Linked DNA regions of Homo sapiens: region 1 is linked to region 2. The links are chromatin loops, found by intact Hi-C in ENCODE. Cell type or tissue: HepG2. All regions are shown on one strand. Each heading gives the region's core, and the rest is flanking DNA. Links, peaks and the distances in the headings are about the cores only.

Evidence for each region. Hi-C counts contacts between places; a loop is a spot of excess contacts. Peaks named below come from ENCODE experiments on the same cell type or tissue, not always from the same donor. Only the 100,000 strongest peaks of a DNase experiment are listed, where the experiment ranks them.
Region 1: a loop joins it to region 2, with 14 times the contacts of the local background. A loop is called at or near these places in 3 of 110 quality-filtered maps.

What each region holds. Positions count from the first base shown.
Region 1 is chr7:72,181,469-72,186,287 of GRCh38, forward strand. All of the region lies in intron 3 of CALN1 (calneuron 1), which reads right to left. Among named protein-coding and RNA genes, the nearest start is that of CALN1, 230 kb to the right of the region's middle. In HepG2, for the core only: a CTCF peak has its summit at 2,563 (motif pointing right); no DNase peak of the experiment used is centred there.
Region 2 is chr7:72,783,783-72,786,282 of GRCh38, forward strand. All of the region lies in intron 6 of TYW1B (tRNA-yW synthesizing protein 1 homolog B), which reads right to left. Among named protein-coding and RNA genes, the nearest start is that of TYW1B, 43 kb to the right of the region's middle. In HepG2, for the core only: no CTCF peak of the experiment used is centred there; no DNase peak of the experiment used is centred there.

The DNA.
Region 1 (4,819 bases), core at 1,280-3,779, 600 kb before region 2:
AGTAAGGATTTCCATAACTTTTTTTTTTTTTTGAGAGTCTTGCTCTGTCACCCAGGCTGGAGTGCTATGGCATGGTCTCGGCTCATTGCAACCTTCACCCCCAGGTTCAAGCGATTCTCCTCCCTCAGCCTCCTGAGTAGCTGGGATTACAGGTGTGAGCCACCATGCTGGCTAATTTTTGTATTTTTAGTAGAGTCATGGTTTCGCCATGTTGGCCAGGCTGGTCTCGAACTCCTGACCTCGTGATCCGTCCATCTTGGCCTCCCAAAGTGCTGGGATTACGGGCATGAGCCACCACACCCAGCCGACTTCGGTAACTTTTATCTATTACTATATGAAAGTGAAACTTACTTCCACATAACAATGACCATAAGAACACAAGTATTCAGCCTATCCAACATATCTCTATCACGAGCATTTACTGGGTCCATACTATGTACCAGCACTATCCAAAGTAACTGGACTACAAAGACAGGTATAGCATGTTCAGTGATTATGGGATTACAGACTCGAGCAGCTGTTTATAAACACAGCATTCTAGTGCACCTGCACTTCAGGGTTAGGTGAGAAGTTAGTCATGAATCATTTATAGCTTGCCTTAGAGAAGACTAGGGATAATTGCAAATGACAGGCTTCTTAAAGAAATAAATGAGAAGAGATTCAAGGTGAGCCCTAGAATGCCGCTGGTCTCAGTGTATCTCAATATTCAGAAAACCAGGGAGCAGACGCAGCTGGATCGCTCAGCCTTGCACAACGCAGTGTGTCCTGTATCTGTGCATCATTGATCAAGTGTGTCATGCTCTGAAAAAAAAAGCTGGTCTAGGAAGAGCAATGTGTTACCAGACAACTATAACACAGTGGGATGTGTTCTCACAATGCCATCAGAATAGAGATGAGCATGTGGTTGAAAAAAAATCTGTAGGAAGGGAAATATCAGTTGGGCTTTTAAAAGATGACTGAAATTCATTTTTCCAGATGCAGTAGTTCAAACCTATAATCCAACCACTTTAGGAGGCCGAGAAGAGCAGATTACTTGAGGCCAGGAGTTCGAGACCAACCTGGGCAACATGGTGAAACCCTGTCTCTACAAAAAATACAAAAATTAGTTAGACGTGGTGGCACACACCTGTAGTCCCAGCTACTTGGGAGGCTGAGGCGGGAGAATGGCTTGAACCTGGGAGGTGGAGGTTGCAGTGAGCCGAGATCGTGCCACTGCACTCCAGCCTGAATTACAGAGTGAGACTCTGTCTCCAACAAAACAAAAAATGAAAAAAAAATGACAAAAATTCTACCAATGTTGTAAAAAAAAAAACAAACAAAAATAGAAAAGACGTTCTAGATAGGAACACTAGCTTCTGTAAAGGCACAAAGTTGTGACAATTATATGGACAACTGTGACAGGTTTTGTGTGGCCGGAAGACAGAATATGCTTGAGAGGTAGCAGAGGAAGGTCGAACGGGACCAGGTGGTAAAGGCATTGAATGCTATGAAAAGGAGTCTACGTGTGGTCAACACCAGAAGAAACCATCCAGTTGTCAAGCAAAAGTAATATGGTCAGCTCTATGGGGCTTTTTTGTTTGTTTTTGGGGTGTTTGTTGTTTGTCTGTTTGTTTCAGACAGAGCCTCACTCTGTCACCCAGGCTGGAATGCAGTGGTGTGATCTCGGCTCACTGCAACCTCTGCCTCCCTGGTTCAAGCGATTTTCATGCCTCAGTCTCCCAAGTAGCTGGGATTACAGGCATGCGCCACCACGCCCAGCTAATTTTTTGTATTTTTAGTAGAGACGGGGTTTCACCACGTTGGCCAGGCTGGAAATCTATGTTTTTTAAAAGATAACAGAAGAAGGCAAGGAGGGGGAGAGGGTAGATGGACCAAAAGAGAGAAAAAGTCAAAACAAAAAGACGAATTAGAAATCTACAGTGGCGGAGATGAAAAATTATGAGAGTCTAGAAGTATACCTTAAATCTGCCAGGTAGAAAAAAAGGAGGCAGAAATTCATTCACAAAGCTTTTCACAGGTGAAATTTACAGGACTTGGTGACTGCTAAAATGCGAGAAGTTATGAAGAAGAGGAATGAAGGATGACTCTCAGGTTTCTGAGTGTAAACAGGAAGTCGCTGAAATGCAATTCCATTTGCTAACTAGCCAAATCACAGTGCAAATTGATTAAGAATTAATACATGACAGAGTGTATTAGCAAAACAGGCAAGTTGCAAAAGACATCTTGGAGAAATAAACTCATCAGGATTTCCATTTTAAAAACACATGCAGGGCAACTCACATTTATAGCCTCTCCATTTTTGAATGTTAATGTTCTCTGGAAAGTAAATTATGAATGTCCAGTATGCCAGGATGCCGTCCTTAGCATCAAAGATGAGTCCCAAATTTGAGGTATAGGTTGCCTAGCAACTAAAGTCCCCTCGAACAAAGAAAAACTGACTTTTTTTTTTCTAGTAAAGTCGCTTCATGGATCCAAAGCAGGAGTAGGGGGAAATGATCATTAAAAATTGACCTTATGACGACAGTTCAGTTAAGAAAATTGAATTTACTCAACCAGCAGGGGGCATCCCACCTTCTCCAAGAACCTTTGCTAAAGTTCTCCGTACAGGTTATTTCCCATCCTTGACCAATCTCAGCAAATGATAATCTCTCCTTCCTCTAAACTCTTACTTCACTGGGATGACCCTGGAGGCACAGCGTGGCATGATGGTTAATTTTTCAATCGTCGTCTTCGAATACGTTGACATATCTGGAGCCATTATCTTTTACGTCATTTATTGACTGTGGACCCGGACAGCCTAAGTTTGAATCGTGACTCTAGCCCTTACTACCTCTGTGGCCTTGAGCAATTGTGTAATGCCTCCATGCCTCAGTTTCCCCATCTTTAAATGCAGGCAGTAATACTACCCTCTCTCATGTTGTAAGCATTCTATGTGTGATACACGAATTTGTATTTTCATATTTATGAGTTCATATTTTTATGTGTATAATTTATGACATGTGAGCAATATAGGAGTTAACATAGTTAAGGTGCTTGACACAGTTCTGGCACATAGGAAGCACTCAGTAGTGGTTGGCTCTGATTAGTATTACATCATGTTACCTTGCATCCTCTGTCGTAGCTGGAAAGGTAAACATATAGCATTTATTGTAAAAGTGATGAGTGATTTTCTGGTTCTTTTTCCACTGCTTCCTACTTTAATGTTCCATTTTGCAGGAAAACACTCGAATTTATTTCAGAGCTCCAAAGGGGCCTCAGGAATTACCTGAGTATTCTGCAGGTACTTAGGGAGGAATCAGCCCAACCAAGACATCTTTTTTTTTTCTTTTTCTTATTTTTTTTTAGAGACAGCCTTACTCTGTCACCCAGGCTGGAATGCAGTGGTGCAATCATAGCTCGCTGCAGCCTTGAACTCCTGGACTCAAGTGATCCCCCATCTCAGCCTCTTGAGTAGCTGGGACTACAGGTGCACATCAACAAGCCCGGCTAATTTTTATTTTATTTTAATTTTTTTTTGTAGAGATGAAGGTCTCACTGTGTTGTCCAGGCTGGTCTCAAATTCCTGGGCTCAAGCGATCATCCCACCTTGGCCTCCCAAAGTGCTGGGATTACAGGCTTGAGCCACCACACCCAGCTTAGGCATCTCTGTTGAATTAGTGTGAGAAATTTGCAATTTGTGTGCAGTTGACTTGAAGGTCCTTCCTCTGGGCCAATCAGCTCACCCAAAGAGTCCAAGCGTAGAAAATGTACATGGGAAAAATGTACATGGGAAAGAGATCCAATCTCTTTCCCATGTGCATCCCCATGAAAGGAAGGAGCATTTGCTGGGAGATGCTGAAGTCAGTCTCAAGAAGAAAGGAAAAGAAAAAGATGAATGAGCTTATAACAAACAGGTAGGTGGAGAAAAACCAGAGATAGACCTGAAAACACAGATTGCGCAGGAAGCTTTCATGGACAAGGCCCTGGGATTCGCAGAGGAAGGCACAGAACTTCCCTTTTCAAGGCCAGCCAACTAGGTTGTGGTAAGTAGAGTAATGGCCCTCCAAAGATGTCCATGTCTATAAATATGTCACCTTACATGACAAATGGGACTTTGCAGGTGTGATCAAGTTAAGGATTTTGATATAGAGAGTGATATAGTTTAGCTCTGTGTCCCCACCCAAATCTCATCTTGAATTGTACTCCCATAATTCCCACGTGTTGTGGGAGGGACACAGTGGGAGATAATTGAATCATGGGGGCGGTTTTCCCCATGCTGTTCTTGTGGTAGTGAATAAGTCTCACAAGATCTGATGGTTTTATCAAGGGGTTCTGCTTTCCCGTCTTCCTCATTCTCTCTTTGCCTGCTGCCAAGCATGGAAGACATGATTTGCTCCTCTTTGCCTTCCCCCATGATTGCGAGGCTTTCACAGCCATGTGGAACTGTAATTTCAATTAAATCTCTTTCTCTTTTAAATTGCCCAGTCTCAGGTGTGTCTTTATCAGCAGCATGAAAACAAACTAATGCAGAGGGATTATCCTGAATTATCTGGGTGGGTGCAATGTCATTACAAGAGTCCCTAACTAAGAGGAAGGCCGGAGGGTGAGAGAAGGAGAGGTAAGGGCAGAGGCATAGCCACAGTGATGCATGGCCATGAACCATGGAGTGCTGGTCACCTCCAAAAGCAGGAAAAGGCAAGGAAAGGATTCTCCACTAGAGCTTCCAGAAGGAATGCAGCCCTGCTGCCCCACCCATCACTTCTGACTTTCAGAACTAAAAGATAATGAATTCCTGTTATTTTAAGCCGCTCAAATGGTGACTGTAGTTACAGCAGCAATA
Region 2 (2,500 bases), core at 1-2,500:
TTGTTAAGTGCTCCTAGCTACAGAGACCATGGTGAGTCAAGATGGTTTAAGGGCAGCGTATTGGGGTTGAAAGGATATCACCTCTTGTTTCTAGGTGAAGTAAACACTCCAAAGCCTTAAAAATAATTCTGAAACTAGCTTCCTGTTATTCCACTGCAATACCAACAGAACTTTATAATCAGAACTGGACATACTGAGATCCTTCTGCAATTTAAATAGCTGGCAAATGGAAATGTTTCTCCAGTGAGTAACTGTCAAGCATTTGCCATTTATTTCCAAAATTAATGATGCTGATGTTAGTCTTTGTCTGCTTAGCCAGAACATTGCTGTGGGGAGTATTTAGCAACATTTATTTACTGCAGAAAAAAAAAAAAGTAGCAATAGGCTTTACATTTACAAATCACAACATAAGAGAAAGAGAAAATAAACAATATAAAAATTATCAGGCTCCTCCTGACTCATGGTTCTCTAAACACTACAGCTTCTGAGAACCACTCCTCCCTGGGGAAGCAGCCAAGAGGAGTGACACAGACAGATGGAGTCCAGGCTTGAGGCTGTCAACTTACCAGCCATCTGATGATGGACAAATTGCTTAAACTAAGCCTCAGTTGCTATCTGTTAAATGGTAAATTGCAGATGATAATAGTTTGATCATCTCAAGGTCACTGTGAGGATTGAGTGAGATAATCTAGTTATGTATTTTGATTTCTCCTTTTTTCCTTTATTCTTTGAGACAGGGTTGTCTCAGGCTGTTGCCTAGGCTGGAGTACAGAGGCGCAATCTCGGCTCACTGAAACCTCCATCTCTCAGGCTCAAGCGATTCTCCTGCCTCAGTCTCCCGAGTAGCTGGGATTACAGGCATGTGCCACCACATCCCGCTAACTTTTGTATTTTTAGTAGAAATAAGGTTTCACCATGTTTGCCAGGCTGATCTTGAACTCCAGACCTCAGGTGATCCACCAGCCTCAGCCTCCCAAAGCACTGGGATTACAGGCATAAGCCACTGCGCCCGGCCTCCTAATATTTTAAACCTACACTGGAACTCTCCTCTCTCCCCACACCCCCTAACCCATTCTCCAATTCAATCAAATCACATTGCCTCCCACTGCCTTCAGGAGAAAGCTCAGCCCCCTCCACTGCAGGACTTGAGAAGCCTCTAGGATCCTACCCCATCTTCCTTCTCTATGTCACAGCTCCAAATATCCCTACCCCCCAGTCAACTCTAGGCACACCAAACTGTTTAGGGTTCCCCAAACATGCCACCCCTAACACCCCACTCCCCCCATATCTCCATCTGTCTCCCTAACATTCCAGTGTTTCAAACTTTAGTGCTCTAGTTCTTAGAAACCACTCTCATACTTCAAATTATCTTCAGTCCTAGAAGAAGTCTTAGATAGTACTACAGAGAGAGGGAGGTAGAATACCAAGGTGGTGTTTTGGTAGGACCAAATCTATCCTATTTGAAGACATATTCTTATATAAGTTAATTATTAATTATTATAGTTAATATATTCTAATTCTAATTATATTGGAATAGTTAATATATATTCTAATTCTAATTATATATATTAATATATAATTATATTAAATTAAAGTTATATTCTAATTCTAATTATATAATTCTAATATAATTATATAATTAATTCTAATATAATTAGAATTAGAATATACTATTATTTTATAAAAAATATATTAACTACTATACAAGAAAATACAGTGTGGCTGGATTAACTTCTTTAATCTACATAAGAACTTTATAAGGCAGATACCGTTATCTCTCACATTCCAAATGAGAAAACAGAAGCACAGAGGGGTAAAATAATTTGTCCAGATACACAAGCTGAGATGTATGACTCCATGAAAGTTAGTGAATATTACTCAAAAACCAGTCTTACAATGACAGTGCTTCGGCCCAACTCTTAAGCACTGGCACATACTACTTCCCTCGACAGTAACAACTAAGGCAATTTCATGTGGTGTGTCATGGATGATCATGCGGAAAGCACTCAGGGAATGTGTGAGCCAGCCCCAAAGAAAATGCCAGAAAAAGCCAGGCTTAGTGGCTCGCACCTGTAATCCCAGCACTTCGGGAGGCTGAGGCAGGTGGATCACCTGAGGTCAGGAGTTCAAGACCAGCCTGGCCAACATGGCGAGGCGCTGTCTCTACTAAAAATACAAAAATTAGCCGGGCGTGGTGGCGGGCGCTATAATCCCACCTACTCGGGAGGCTGAGGCAGAATTGCATGAACCCGGGAGGCGGGGGCTGCCATGAGATGATATTGTGCCACTGCACTCCAGCCTGGGCGACACAGCAAGACTGTCTAAAAAAAAAAGAGAAGAAAAAACAAAATGCCAGAAAAAGAAAAAGAAAAGCCAAACAGTAAAAACCTTCATTGCCAAGTTTAGTATCCCATATCCCCTAGAAATTGAAAACAAGATCTATTTGAACACTCTGCTGTAACCTAACAATCATGAAAAACGAAAACTGGTAGCTTATTTT